5 separate regions of the Homo sapiens genome follow, and all the other regions are linked to region 1. The links are chromatin contacts, found by Hi-C or POLR2A ChIA-PET in ENCODE. All regions are on one chromosome and are shown on one strand. Each heading gives the region's core, a stretch centred on a gene start or an enhancer-like site at or near the end of the contact. The rest is flanking DNA. Distances are from core to core; before and after follow the strand shown. Region 1 overlaps NTNG1 (netrin G1). Region 2 overlaps VAV3 (vav guanine nucleotide exchange factor 3). Region 3 holds the start of PRMT6 (protein arginine methyltransferase 6). Region 4 overlaps VAV3 (vav guanine nucleotide exchange factor 3). Region 5 holds the start of NTNG1 (netrin G1).

Evidence for each region. Hi-C counts contacts between places; a loop is a spot of excess contacts on that map. ChIA-PET counts read pairs that join two places held with the same protein, here RNA polymerase II (POLR2A). Pooled maps may share reads with other maps.
Region 2: a loop to region 1 is called in a map with no recorded cell type, with 18 times the contacts of the local background. The contact joins two enhancer-like sites. A Hi-C loop is called at or near these places in 6 of 37 single-sample maps with no recorded cell type and 4 of 50 pooled maps.
Region 3: a loop to region 1 is called in a map of B cell, with 10 times the contacts of the local background. The contact joins the promoter of PRMT6 here to the enhancer-like site in region 1. A Hi-C loop is called at or near these places in 1 of 168 maps with a recorded cell type or tissue (B cell), 14 of 37 single-sample maps with no recorded cell type and 5 of 50 pooled maps. POLR2A ChIA-PET finds 5 or more read pairs at or near these places in 1 of 52 experiments (activated CD4-positive, alpha-beta T cell).
Region 4: a map with no recorded cell type shows a loop between it and region 1 (10-fold over the local background). The contact joins two enhancer-like sites. A Hi-C loop is called at or near these places in 2 of 37 single-sample maps with no recorded cell type and 4 of 50 pooled maps.
Region 5: a loop to region 1 is called in a map with no recorded cell type, with 4 times the contacts of the local background. The contact joins the promoter of NTNG1 here to the enhancer-like site in region 1. A Hi-C loop is called at or near these places in 2 of 37 single-sample maps with no recorded cell type and 2 of 50 pooled maps.

Annotation. Positions count from the first base shown.
Region 1 is chr1:107,450,379-107,453,104 of GRCh38, reverse strand. All of the region lies in intron 7 of NTNG1 (netrin G1), which reads right to left. Among named protein-coding and RNA genes, the nearest start is that of NTNG1, 310 kb to the right of the region's middle. RefSeq lists enhancers at 1,394-1,453, 1,814-2,073. Within about 2 kb of position 1,389, at least 3 of the 41 ENCODE cell types and tissues checked have a DNase peak (open chromatin) inside an H3K27ac peak, as active enhancers do; they include B cell, where a contact is called at or near this core.
Region 2 is chr1:107,935,230-107,937,955 of GRCh38, reverse strand. All of the region lies in intron 1 of VAV3 (vav guanine nucleotide exchange factor 3), which reads left to right. Among named protein-coding and RNA genes, the nearest start is that of VAV3-AS1, 28 kb to the left of the region's middle. RefSeq lists an enhancer at 1,144-1,680. Within about 2 kb of position 1,380, at least 15 of the 41 ENCODE cell types and tissues checked have a DNase peak (open chromatin) inside an H3K27ac peak, as active enhancers do.
Region 3 is chr1:107,055,303-107,058,028 of GRCh38, reverse strand. It overlaps PRMT6 (protein arginine methyltransferase 6), which reads right to left and starts at 1,355. Exons shown (of 1, transcript NM_018137.3): 1 at 1-1,355. The coding sequence starts at 1,313. The coding sequence ends at 186. RefSeq lists enhancers at 554-763, 774-903, 914-1,053, 1,074-1,123.
Region 4 is chr1:107,776,072-107,778,797 of GRCh38, reverse strand. It overlaps VAV3 (vav guanine nucleotide exchange factor 3), which reads left to right. Exons shown (of 27, transcript NM_006113.5): 4 at 1,502-1,567. Among named protein-coding and RNA genes, the nearest start is that of MIR7852, 120 kb to the left of the region's middle. Within about 2 kb of position 1,362, at least 3 of the 41 ENCODE cell types and tissues checked have a DNase peak (open chromatin) inside an H3K27ac peak, as active enhancers do.
Region 5 is chr1:107,139,676-107,142,401 of GRCh38, reverse strand. NTNG1 (netrin G1) reads right to left here and starts at 1,363. Exons shown (of 8, transcript NM_001113226.3): 1 at 1,262-1,363. RefSeq lists silencers at 669-948, 969-1,258 and an enhancer at 1,192-1,723.

The DNA of each region.
Region 1 (2,726 bases), core at 140-2,639:
ACAGTCTCAGTGTCACTGAACATTCAGGAAAGTAAGCCACAGTGAATGGAAGATCCATACTCTGCCTCAGCATACTCAGAGGGAATCCTGAGCAATGCTGGGGGCCTCAGGCACTCTCTAGAAGTTAGTTACCTCCTTAGGGCCAAGGAATGAGACCAGGGATTGTCACGTACCTCCTCAGTAAAGGATGGACTTTCAATTCTTTATACTTCTACTCCCCATTTGTTTTAGTCCATTTTGCGTTGCTATAGCAGAATACCTGAGACTGGGTGATTTATAAAGAAAAGAATTTTATTTAGCTTATGGTTCTCCAGGCTGGGAAGTTCAAGGGCATGATGCTGGTTTCTGGAAAAGGTATTCCTGCTTCATTGTATCATGGCAGAGAAGGTCAAAGGGGAAGCAGACACTTGGAAAGAAAGAAAACCCAAGGGGCATCCTGCCTTTATACCAACCCATTATCAAGGGAACTAATCCATTCCCATGAGAATTAATCCAGTCTCACCAGAAGGAGGACTCACTCACTACCACTAGAATGCACTAGTAGCCATTCATGAGGGATCTACCCCCATGACCCAAACACCTCCCTGTAGGCCCCACTTCCCAATACTACCACAGTGGGGATCAAATTTCAATACAAGTTTCTGTGGGGACAAACTCAAGCTCTATTTATACCATAGTGCCACTGAATTTCAGAGTTTTAAGGAATCCATAGTAAGTGTACTGTCCACCATCCAAGACTTCCCATGTTTCCTTGATAGACACACATAATTTACTGCTTTGTCAAATACTCTGTAAAAACCCAAATTTATGATCAGAATTTCCATTTACAGGTTTAGTGGCTCATTGACAGATGAAAATCCTTCCCAGCACTTCATCAAGGTTATCTACCACCACTTGATTATAGTACAGTAATACCAATAATAGCTGTAATTTATGGAGGTTATTTTACTGCAGATGTTGTGCTTAGTAGTTTACAAGCATTTCATTTAATTCCATAACAACCCCAATGAGGTGTAATAATATTTTTTTAGAGAAGTGAAATCTTAGGTCAGAGAAGTTATATAATTTTTTCAACAAGACACACTTAGTAAGTGGCAGAGCCAGGATTCAAACCACTACATAAGAGACAGCTACTGAGCTGGAATAGACCTTAGAGTTTTCAGTTTCCTTTCACAACCAGAGCCATTAGGAGTTCTCTAAGTACTCTGGACAGGAAACTTTGGTTTCACTCTACGATTTCACGTTTTACTACAATCTCAAGTTTAGCAACATCCTTAAGGCATGGGCTGTGTTAAACTTGTTTTCTATCTTATATGGTACCTATGATGTTGCAGGATTCAAACAGTCAATAAATGTTTGGTTGCTGATTAATGAACCTCTCAAACCAAGGTCTCTCTTCCTACCATACTCCTTCAGAGTGGTATTCTTACACTGTTTCTCTCTCTCCTGGGGGTTCTTCACTCAACATCTAGCTGCAACGACTAATACATTCATGTCAAAACATAAAATAATACACTGATATAGTGTGTAGGAGGACAGCACTTTACAAATGCAGACGAAACCAAGATGGCTGACCCCTGACAATGAGTCCATGCAGTGTGCTGCCGATGACAGTCACACTTACAGTCTCTTTACTCTGTGGAGGTTATGTTTCCTTCTCATTTTTACATTTTTGGTTAACCGTGTTAGGGCTGCAGAAGTATTAACTCATCCTCTGTTCCTCAGTGCCTTTTAGTTTACTAGGAAAATTCAGCCTTACTTTTTCAAGGGCAGTGTGACATGTGGTGAAATTGTTAATCATACTATTTTTAAAAAATCTTTTTACAGGAATAAACAACCTTATTCTCTTCAAAGTTAGAGTCTCAATGTTAGTCTTTCTAGCATAAAAAGAGAAACCTTAACTTTGCTGAAAAATAGCACATAGCATGAACTTGCTAAGAATAGCCAAATAACCCCGTGGAAAGTCCCCTGAGGAGTTCTAAAAAAAAAAAAAAAAGAAAGAAAGAAAGAAAAAAGGGAATTGAGAATTGAGGAACTGAATGCTTGTTTCAGACATACAAACCCCTAAGGGTATTAACAGTCACCAAGCTGATAATAGTTAAGTATCCAGTAGGTCTGATGGTGACTCTATGAATTGTGACTGCCCAGTAATCACTCCTGGATAACTGGTTTCTGCCCAGGTAGAGAACCCCACTTAGTTTTTGGTCTGTTTAGAGGTCACCATAATTCAAGACCCTTCCAGTAGGCAGGTATTTTAGCATTACAGGGTAATTTCCAGGATTTAGGATGATCCTAAAATTGATGAAGAATTGCTGCTAAGGTTGGGATGAATTTAATGAATACAACTTATCAGAGGTTGCTTTATTTTGCTATTTGGAACCTGTAAGACTAAATGGCATTGATTTTGGACAAAATCTTAACTTAAAATTCACGTTTACAGATGGTAATTAGTATTTGAAACGACCACAGAAAAAGACATAATAGGTATTAAATCCCATAATTTTGTAGCCTTCTTTTTTTTTCCGGGAAGGAGCCATGATTATCATAGCTTTCGTTTTATTATGTCATTTGTTTGTAAATTGATTTCTTAAATTTGTTAATCCATTCCTCACCATTTTCAATGAAACTCTGAGGATGGGTACCATCATTTATAGTTTTATTATCTTACTGCGTGCCCATACTCTGACAGAAACTGGGTTAAACATTTTAATTCATTGTGTTATTTA
Region 2 (2,726 bases), core at 131-2,630, 480 kb before region 1:
TGAGTTGAGGGTTGCTGGCCTATGAACTTGATCACAAGAGCCTTATTTATTTGGAAAAATGTATTCTAAATTCTAAGGACTAGACATGTTAGTGTACTACATTCTAAAATTTTTCTTAAATTGGGGCCTACCTATAGTGTATAGATATTAATGCAGTCATTATATTGTGTTAATAATTGGGACTACAAGCCTTAACCAGAGTCTTAGAATTTTATGAATTTTAATTTATAATTTTATTTTAAGGGTGCCACTAGAAACCTTGTGATTAACTTTAAGGGCTTTTTGGCTGTAATGACTGTAATTAGGATAATTATGCATACTTTCTTTAGCATTGTGTCAACATGATAGTGAGGGCATAAACAGCCAAGAAGCAGTTATAGGTATTCCCTGCTCATTTTGCATTCATCACACATTCATTGAATGTTTTGTACTTATCTCAAATAGTAGAGGATACCAATGGTGTAAGTTTAAGAATTACATGGTTCTTGTCCTCCAGAAACCATGGAGTCCAGCAGGAAGGAAATGACATACTGGTATTTGGCAGGCAGAGATGGAAGTTTGGTTTGAAGAAAACCTTTTGTGCTGATGTTACAGCTGCTGCAGTCACTAGCCACATTCATTGTGCAAAGGCTGGAGGATTCCACAGTCAGCATGGAAGGGACCAATTAGTCATGCGTGGGTTTCATCCTTGCCTCTATAAGAAGTAACATCTCAATAGTCATGGTGGTGTTTTGAATTTAAATAATCACACATTATTTCTTGGTATGTTTTTCAGATCGCCAAATATTGTGGTTTTGTGTCACATGTGCATTATTTGTTAAAACAGGATTATGGTGTGAATGATGGAGCTGTTTTTTTGGGGTGGCGGTGGAGGGTGTTATGTTTAGACTGTCACTCTTGCTAGGCATCCTTTGCCTGACTGTGTGTAAGGTGTGGCAATCTCAGTAGTCACATTGGCCCTCCCATTTCCCGTAGTCTTTGGAAATCTGACCGGCAGCATTGAGAAGTAAGTAAAAGGGGTGCCCTCTCAGATGTCCCTTCCTTTTAAGGAATGATGTGTATCAAATCACAAGATCGGTCGGGGAAGGAGCAGCGTGACACAGGTGTATCTTTTCTGTGGTTTGCGATGAGGCATAAGTGCATAAATTCCAACCAGGAAAGGAAGTGCAGGGAATTCTACTCTCAGGACATCCTTATGGTCCTGACAACTTCTTTGGCAATGTCAGCAGCCCTTGGCATTTTGTCATGCATTCTTCTCCAACTTGAAATTCAGGCTTAGTGCATGCAGTATGCCACAGTCAGGCTTGTGGCTACTCCAGGAGGGGAGCTGTGACTCATTCTTGAGTCACTTGGCCAGCTTTGGTTTCAATTAAGCAAATGAATGAAAACAATTAAAAACAGAAGTTGCCGACTAAGGCTAATAAAAGGGCAGCAGTAATTTTTGTCTACTGTCACTGTTGTTTCTCTAGATTGTCATATCTTTAAAAACTCGGTAAGACAAATCTGTTAGTGTTTGATTTTAGATTTCTTGTTTATAATCTAAAAATCAGACCCAGAATCTGATTTACCTTTTTGGTTCTAATCTAGTTATATTGTAATTCTAACACTATGCACAACTAATTTATATATTAAATATAGAATTTTTCATTGGCTAAATGCACTTTCCTCAAATTTGTAAGAGGTTTTCCACTATTCAAAAGTGTTACATGTTGCATTAAGTCATTGTTGATTATTCAAATTATTTTCAGATTTATTTTCCAAGTACTAAAAAAAATTGTGGGTGTATTTTCAGGATGTTTTATCTATCAATTCATATTTTTGAGCCCCTCCTCTCCCTTCTCAATTCACATTTTAAAAATTATTAGTTCATCAAATCTAGGAACTGTAATAATGTCCTACGTTTACTTTTCTCCCCAAATCATAAAATTTCAGTAAAGTTTCCAAAAGGGGCATAAATGTGTCCTCATCTCTCACACACTGAAAAGCAAAATTCTTCAACTGATGGGGTATTTTCACCTCTTTGATGTCTGTGTGCCTCTGTCATCGGTGTAGTTCAGAGCCTTATCTCCCTTCCATTAGACCATCACCTGATATACCATGGTTTCTTTCATCTCCTTGTCATTGTAATAGGAACACCTTTCCCTTTGCTGGTTAACTCCTATTTCTCTGCAAAATACAGCATAGGTAATGGCCTTGGTTGGCCTGTCTGTTTTTGGTGCCTCTCCTGTGTGCCTCCCTAGCACTTCCCCTTTGTCATGGTGCACACCACTGCACCCTATTGTCCCTTTGCCTCTGCCTACCTTGCTGTGAACTTATTCAGGTCACGGATGGTTTCTTACTCATTTCTGTAACTGCAATGAGTAAGTGAGTGAATGAAATGTTCATCCTCATTCTGATGGGGAAACTTATTTCTAATTTTAGGGACTGAGGACCAAATTTGTGTATTTGTCAGACCTGGCTTTTCATTTTCTCCAACCACTGAACATTTCAGTGCTCGTAACACTGTAGGAGAGAGTAGACCCTGTGGTCTCTGTGCAGTAGGTGCTGCTGCTCCTTTCTTCCTGGAGAATTATATATTTACTTCTTTGATATACCTTATCACTGTGAATTTTATTTGCTGACTGGCAGTGTAAACTCTGGCTTTCTAGAGGTTTATCTTAGGAAGAACTCAATATTTATTCACTTGAATGAAATCAAATAACATTTGGCTTAATTGCTTTAAAATG
Region 3 (2,726 bases), core at 106-2,605, 400 kb after region 1:
ACATCACCAGAAGAATCTCTTCAAATGGAGAATGAAGTCACTCTCCCTCCCTAGAGGCTATGAGGGAAAAGGGGGAGATATTCCCCCTACTTGCACGTGGGATCTCCCTTTCCCCTCCGACCTCGCTACGCCTCTCCCACGCAGGTCAGGCTGCTTTGGGAGGTAGCTGGGAGAAAAGGCAACGCTCAGTCCTCCATGGCAAAGTCTTTGGTCTTCTCCTCCTGGTCTCCCACTTTGTAGCGCAGCAGCACGCGCAGGCGACGGGGGTTGTCCCGGGAGGGCAGCAGCGTGATCTCTCCTGAAACGTCCGTGTCTTGCTCCACTTGCACCGGCTCGTTCAGGTAGAGGAGCGCCTGTTTCCAGTGAGTGGCCGGGTGAAAAGGCGAGGTGGACAGCACCAGGGGTTTCTCCGACTCCCCTCCAGGGAAGGTCACCTGGAACCAGATGGCAAAGCCATGCATGGGCGCCGAGCCATAGCAGCTGCAGCGGAAGCGCCCGCCCACTCCGGCCTCCAGCTCCTGCTCCAAGCCGGCGCGGGAGAGCTCTAGCTGAGCAAAGCGCTGCGGCCGGGCCAGCACGTCCTCGCCGGACAATCCCTGCACAACGATCTCCGAGTGGCCCATGAGACAGCGCGTGGCGAAGCCCTCCAGGCAGCTCATGTCCACACCATAGTGCTGCTTCACCTGGCTCCAGAAGCCCAGGCGCCATTCCAGCATCTGGTCGCTGATGGGGGCTATGAAGAGCTCGGCGGAGGCCGGCAGGAGAAGACCGCCCTCCTTCAGCCACTTGGTTCGCGCGTGGAGGACGGAGCTCAGCATGGACTCGTGCAGGAGTCCGTAGCCCATCCACTCGCTCACGATGGCATCCACCTGTTCCGGCAACTCTACAGTCTCCACTGGTCCCGGCAGGACGTGCACCCGGTCCTCCAGCCCGTTGAACCGCACCACCTCCCGGGCCTGTTGCCAGATGGCGCTGGCCTCTACCGCGTACACGCGCCGGGCCCCGGCCTGGGCACAGAAGATGCTCAGAATGCCGGTGCCCGCGCCCACGTCCAGTACCGTCTTGCCTCGCAGTGCTGCCCAGTTCCGAAGGATACCCAGGCGGTAGGCATCGGTGCGGACGCGGTCCGCGATCATCTCCTCGTGGACCGAAACGTCCGAGTAGCACTCGTAGTACAGCTGGTCCCGTTCCCGCTTAGTCCTCCGGGGTCGCTCCAGGGCCGCCTCCCGCTCCGCGCCATCTTCCTCTTCAGTTCCCTCCCCTCCTTCGCCGCCGCCCCCCGACTCAAGCTTTCTTTTCTTGGGCTGCGACATCTTGGCCGCTCTGCCCGGCTCCCGGCGGGCGTAGCGCGGCACGGCGCGGGCTCCAGGAAACGGGGGCTTCTGGGACTTGTAGTGCGCGCTCGTCCTTCCTACTTCCTGCGGGGTCGCCCGGCCGGCGGCGCGGAAGGTCTCCTGTGCCTGCTCACGGGAGCTGTTTTGTATTGCTCTTCTGGTGTCCTGGCATCCCTTTTCCCACCCACGACGCCCACATTCTGAGATCCTTTCATTCCCCCTCCCACCCTTAGCTCCTCAGTTTTTTGCTTTCACTCCCTTCCTGAAGTAGGCACGCACACTTAAGACTAATAATCCACCTTTGTTTCTTCTGCTGAACTCACCTCTGTTTTTTTTGTTTGTTTTTCTGTTTTTTGTTTTTTTTGAGAGGGAGTTTCGCTCTTGTTTCCCAGGCTGGAGTGCAATGGCGCGATCTCCGCTCACCGCAACCTCCGCCTCCTGGGTTCAAGCGATTCTCCTGCCTCAGCCTCCCGAGTTGCTGGGATTACGGGCGCATGCCACCAGGGCCGGCTAATTTTGTATTTTTGGTAGACGGGGTTTCTCCCTGTTGGTCAGGCTGGTCTCAAACTCGCGACCTCAGGTGATCCGCCCACCTCGGCCTCCCAAAGTGCTGGGATTACAAGCGTGAGCCACCGCGCCCGGCCTAACTCACCTCTGGTTTTATTCCACCGAATTAACATGGCAGCACCATCCACCCACTACCGCCTTAACTGGACAATTGTAGCTCTTAAAGTGCTCCAGCTGTGGCAATTTAGAAACTGCACTACGCATTTCTTTTTTCTGTTTTCAGTGCAGTTAGAGTGCAAATGTAACAAAATTAAAACCTAACAATGCAAAATCTTGGTTCTGATTCCAGTATGACCACTAATTAGTTGAGTGATTTAGGGCAAATAATAGAACTTCTCTGGCCTTTAGTTGCCCATTCACCCACCAGCGAATCTTCATTGCAGTTGGGGAAGAACTAGGTTTCTGGTTCTACTTAGAAGAATAGTTACTTGGCTTTCGGCTCTGCTCTGATAATTCTGTGGCTCTCTTAAGAGTTAAATCCTGAAAAGTGCAGACTCAAGAGCCATGTGATACAAGCAAACTCGTTGCTAGGTGTATTCTATATATATATGCGTTTTTTTCTCTCAGAAATAACGGAATCAATTTCTTTTAATCACTTTCTCAATGCAATTCATTTTTTCCTGTGTTTTCTTGTCCGGGCAATATTGACACTCTCCTCTTTCTCTTATATTTTTCTTGTAGTCAACCATCAGCTGTTACTCTCTTTTTGTTGTCCATAATGGAAATAAAATATGTTTTTAAATATGTGTGGCATCTGTATGGGTGTCCGTGTTATTAACAAGGTGGGCATAATGCCATTTTCTGCCAGCTTGAAAAAAAAGTCAC
Region 4 (2,726 bases), core at 113-2,612, 330 kb before region 1:
TAACATTAGGAAATAAAGCAAAACAGTCTCTACTCAGCCTGGTTTCATGGAAATGGATCAAATTTGTTTTTTACCTTCTTTATTCAGTGCTCCATATTTCTGTCTCTGGCCATCACAGCCATTTTTCTGTGTCCAGCTCACATTCACATTCTAAGGGAGAGAGGATCCAAGCAGGACTTAGTGGGGTTCTCTGCACTGGCTACAAAGCACAGTGAGCTCAGGAAAAATGCCCTGCTGGTACAGGACCTTTCTCAGAAATGGGCCATGAATTTGGCAGCTTTCTATGTATATGGTCTGTCGGCTGGATAAATGTTTAACTCCTAATTTGCTCTTCAATACATGCATACCTTTCATGTCAATATATATTTTATGTTATTATATGTAAAGATTTTTTTAAAGCATGATCAAATTTTTATGTATTGATTCTGAAAAAACGTAAGTCAAAATTTTTCTCCTTTTTTTCTCATCTATATTTTCTACAATGAACTTGCATAATAAAATGTGCCTTAATTTATAAAAAATGATTATGAGACTACATTTCTCACACACTGATTTATTTGAAAAACCTAGTCTCCTCAAATGTCTTCAGTATTAAATTAATCCATAAGTCAATGTGAAACTCTGCTTTTAATATAACTAGTAATTATTTAAAGCTTATTTATTATTTTGATGGATCCTCTGGTTTTTATGAAACATGTGATATGCTGGCTGCCTGAAAAGAGTAGAATTTTTGGCACAGTATGCTTACTGTGATTTTGTTAGACATAAATTTAAGGCAGTTATGAAAAAAGGACATAGTACCATGATGCAAACAAGGAAGCCACACAGTGGGAATAGGAGATACATTAAAGGTGATTTTCTTGAATAGGGAACAAAGAAAACACTCTATTCACCCCAAGGTCTGGTTGACTCATTTGTCTAATAAACGAAAATAAAACATACAGCTTAAATACCCTAAAGTCTGAGCAGAAATGTCAGGGTCAATGACCGTATATGTAAAGGGCACAATGTTTTTGTCTTCTACTAGTTTTCATCTACACTAGTGAACGGAGCCATGGAAGGATGATTGCTACCAAATTATTTGTTATCAGATCCCACAGCTGAAAAGAGAGGGTGCTGAAGGCAAGGGTACATGCACAGCTGTTTGTTGTCTGACTTGGGGTGCTGCAGTGGGTGAGGTGACCCTGCAGGTATGTGGCAGGTGGGAGATCAGATAAGCACGTTATTATGACCCCCTGCACATGTGACTGTGGTGACCAGCTGTAATTGCTTCAGATGATTTCAGGTGGCAGGTGTTACAGCCTCCCTAGGGGAACCCCAGACAAAGCCACTGAGCAGGCACTTTAGGGAAAGCCCTAGATATTGTTAGACATGGTGACTGATCTGACCATTTTGGCAGCAGACAACTTACATATTTAGTGAGGGTTAAGTGCGCAGCCTGATTGTTGCTCGTTCACTCATGGGTTTGTTTTTTTGTTTTTGTTTTTTCTCCTCTTCCTAGGCCCTTCCCAACAGAAGAAAGCATTAATGATGAAGACATCTACAAAGGCCTTCCTGATTTAATAGAGTATGTTGAAAATTTCAAGCAAAATTTAGCCACTGCCAATTTATGTGTCCATTGTGGGTTTTAACTGTGGATGTTAAAGTAAGCTATCTGAAGGAGGAAAAGTGGCTTAATTACTGATTAACCTTAAACTGGCGATGGAAAGCTTTACAAGAAAATGTACTTCAACTGGTTTTTAGTTCCTGTTTTGTGTCCCCATGAAGAATAAAGAAACTTACTCTAATGAAGTAAAATTTCAAAGTTTCTCAAAGGCATAACAGAAGTAGTAGATAAAACTGGAGTTAGGGAACAATTTAAAAGAAATAGAATCTGCTGCTGGAGTTGTGGGACACATAGTGCATGCCTTATAAGTTCAAGGAAGGGAGAGATAAGTGTGGGTTGGAGCTATTCGGGATGTTTTAGTAGGCGGTGTTTGTTCTGAACAGAGAATCTTTTTGGGCTCTATTATTTAATAGTCAAGAGAGGCAAAAGGTCCTTGCAGCCGATTATCTTCTGCTGATTGAGTGACTTGTACAGATTACAAATAAATATATGCGTGATCGTTACTCCTCAAGGAACTGATGACATGGATCAGGCATGTTTGCAAAGAATCATAATAAGAAATAGATTATGCCCCAAGACAGATTCAAATGCTATGGAACTTCATCCATTCATTCATCTATCCTTCCTCATACACCCAACACACTGGGCTTGTTTTAGCCTTGTGACCTTTACACCTGCTATTCTTTCTGCCTGTTTGACTGATCCCTCAGCGTTCAAGTTTTTGCTTAGATTTCCCTACAGAGAGGCCTTCTCTGACTATCCTGTCTAAAATTGCCACCACCCCCTTACATTGCTGTGTTTTTACAGCATTTGCCAATGCCTGAGACAGTCTTGGTTTGCTTCATTTATTGTTTGTCTCCTCATTAGAAGGTACACTTTTGTGAGGTGTGGGACTTTGCCTTGTTCATGGCTGTATTCCTAGAACTTCACAGTGTCTGGCATATAGTAGGTACTCAATAAGTATTTGTTTTCCAAATTAATAAGTCAAAACTGCATCTAGCATCTACTGTTTGCCAGGTATTACACCTGGCAATAATAATAAGAGCTTACTGAGTTTCCATTTGTGTGCTAACCAGGTTATATGCACTATCTTATGTAATACCACAATATTACTAGGTTG
Region 5 (2,726 bases), core at 114-2,613, 310 kb after region 1:
AGTTGCTTTAAAATCCCCGCTAGGAATTTTCTTCCCTTGCCCTGTAAGATGACAGCCTACTCTTAAGTGGATTTCTGAAGGAAAAAAAAAAAAAGTCCCCGGGTGAGGGTACTAAAATTAACAGCAGAGGGCGCAGTTTCTTTTTATATCTAAGTTTTTCCTTGTATGAATCACTTAATTGGTTATTTTAGGCCCAATAATATTCAGTATTATTTGTATTATATATAGATATCCACAGATCCATACAGGAGTGCAATTCAGTGTCCCTAGCCGAATCCATCAACCGATTAATATGATGCCAGTAAAGAATATGAGAGAATATTCCAAACAGCATCCCTACACCAAGTCTTCCTCTTTCAATTTCCCTTTCTCCCCAGCTGCACAACATGGGATAGTAATGTTTTAATCTAGCACCAATAAAGGCGATTAAAAGAAGGGACTTCAAAAGCTCTCGATGTGGCCACCAGATCCCCAAGGCCGGCAATAGGGCAAGTGTTTTTTTGTTTTTTTTGTTTGCTTTTCCCCAAACAAATATAATTGGCGAAAGAAAGAAAAAATAACGACAAGCCGCCTGAGCGATGTGTGTGGCCAGGTGTGCGTGAGAGAGGGAGAGCGCGGGGCCCCTGTCAGTCGGCGGATGGAGGCTCAGACCCCACGCCTGGGCTCCGGACACAACAAGAGGACGCATCACCGGCCCGGGGCGCACCCCCGGGAAGACTTGTGTGTGGGTGTGAGCGTGTGCCGCTGTGTGTGCGCGTAGGGCTCCGCGCGCTGCCTCCTCGGGGCGCTTTACAAAGTTCCTCGCCCACCCGGAGCCTTCCCTCCCGCCTGTGCATCGCAGCGGGTGGGGCGGGGGGCGGCGGGGGGTGGGGAAACCCGGGGGAGAGGGGCACGGGCGAGAGGCTCGGGTCGCAGTAGGAGAGGCGAGCCGCAGGCACTTACCGTGTGGCTCGTTTGCCCTTGCGCCGGGCGGGAGCCGAGCCGACGGCGCGGGGCGGCGGCCCTGCGCAGCCAGCCTGGTCCGCCTCGGGCGGCGGCCGCAGCAGCGGAGCCCGCGGGCGGCGTACGGGCGGAGGGCGGCAGCTCCCGCGGAGCCTCCTCCCCAGGCGGGAGCGGGCGGAGCGGGAGGGGTGGGCGTGAGGACCCGAGCCGCCGCCACCGCCGCAGCCCGGGGATTCCGATCGCGCCCGGCCGCCGGCGGGAGAGGACCCCGAGGACCGAGAACCCAGCGCCGGCCCGCCACTCCCCGCCGCTTAATTACCTTCGCCTCCGCCCCCGGGGGGAGCCTCCTGCAAGTCGCCCCCTCTCGGAGCCCGCACCCAGAGGGGGAATTCCTTCCCGTTGACGTCCTCTTCCGAAATGCAAAAGATCAGTGACTTTGACAGGTAGATGAGGGGGAGGGAGTAAGGGTGGGCGGAGAGGAAGAGAGGATGAGAAAGGTGCCTCTCCCTCCAAAAATATAGTGATATTAATAATGAGATCTCAGCCTTCGGAGGTCGTGCCAGCCCAGTCCCCTGCTCGCCGGCTCTCCTCCGCGCCTCCTCGCTCCGCTGCCTCTGACACTTCTCGCCTTAAACTTTTACTGAGGGATATTTTTTCTTTTTTCTATTTCTATTTCTTTTTTTTTTCCTCTTTTTTTTTTTTTCAAGCCGCAGGACGATTTTCTGGTTCCCGGGGATCAGAACCAGCGGCCAGGCGGTTCTATGCCGCTTGGCACCGCTTTCATTTTATTTCAGATGAAGACGTTGAGCTTAGTCAGAAGGGGCATAAATCAGGACAATTAGCATTGGCGCCAAGAAGATCCTCTAATACCAATTTCGCCCGGGTTTCCTTCGCGCATTCCTCCACTCAAGTCAGAAATGTCACTGCACATAGCACTGATGGCAGTGAGACGCGACGCACCCAAAGTCCGTTTGATGAAATATACATGGCCCACGACGCTTCTGGATTGCGGCTCCCGGACTCCCCGCCCCCACCAGCGGCTCCCGGCCGGGACCCTGCTCCGAGCGGGCAGCGAGCTCCTGGCAAACTTAGGGGCCAGTGCCAATTAAAGAGTGAGCGCGAGAGCCGGAAAGAGGAGCGGCAAAGAAGCAAGCCCGGGGAAGCCGCAGCCCTCGGAGGGGTGGCATGTACGTTTCACTTAAAAAGCAGATCTTCTTCTGCAACTGCCAGCAAGTGGAAGGATAGCAAACCTTATACTACCTCGAGACCTGTGCGCTCCGAGCGGTCCTAACTCCGTCCCGCTCGCTGTTGCTGTTGCTGGTGCTGCTCCGGCTGCAGCTGCTGCCGCTCCACGACCTCGGGGCGCTGAGGCAACAGGGCCCCCTCCCTCTACTCCCCATCCCCCCCGGCTCCTCCACAGAAGCGCCGTTTCCAGTAACTCCTCGTGTACCTCCCACTTCTGCCGCCGTCCATCCCACCCCTCTCTCTTCTGTCCCCTCCCCAAACCGTTCCCAAGCACACCCTTCGCCGCTGGAAGTGATCACAATGTTGTTTTTCAACAAGCACTTCCTTTGCCCGGAGGCCCCTACAGCCCTAGACTGGAAACTCCTCCTTTAGAAATTCATTCCCCTTTAAAAAGTTGAAGTTCAAGGGAGAGCTGCGCATTTCAGGCTTCCTTGCCTTTTCTAAGAGAAAGACAAATGCTCCGATGCTCCAGGCTTCATTCCCCACCAAGGCGGGCTCAGACTCACCTGGGATCACTCTTAGCTACACATTAACGTCAA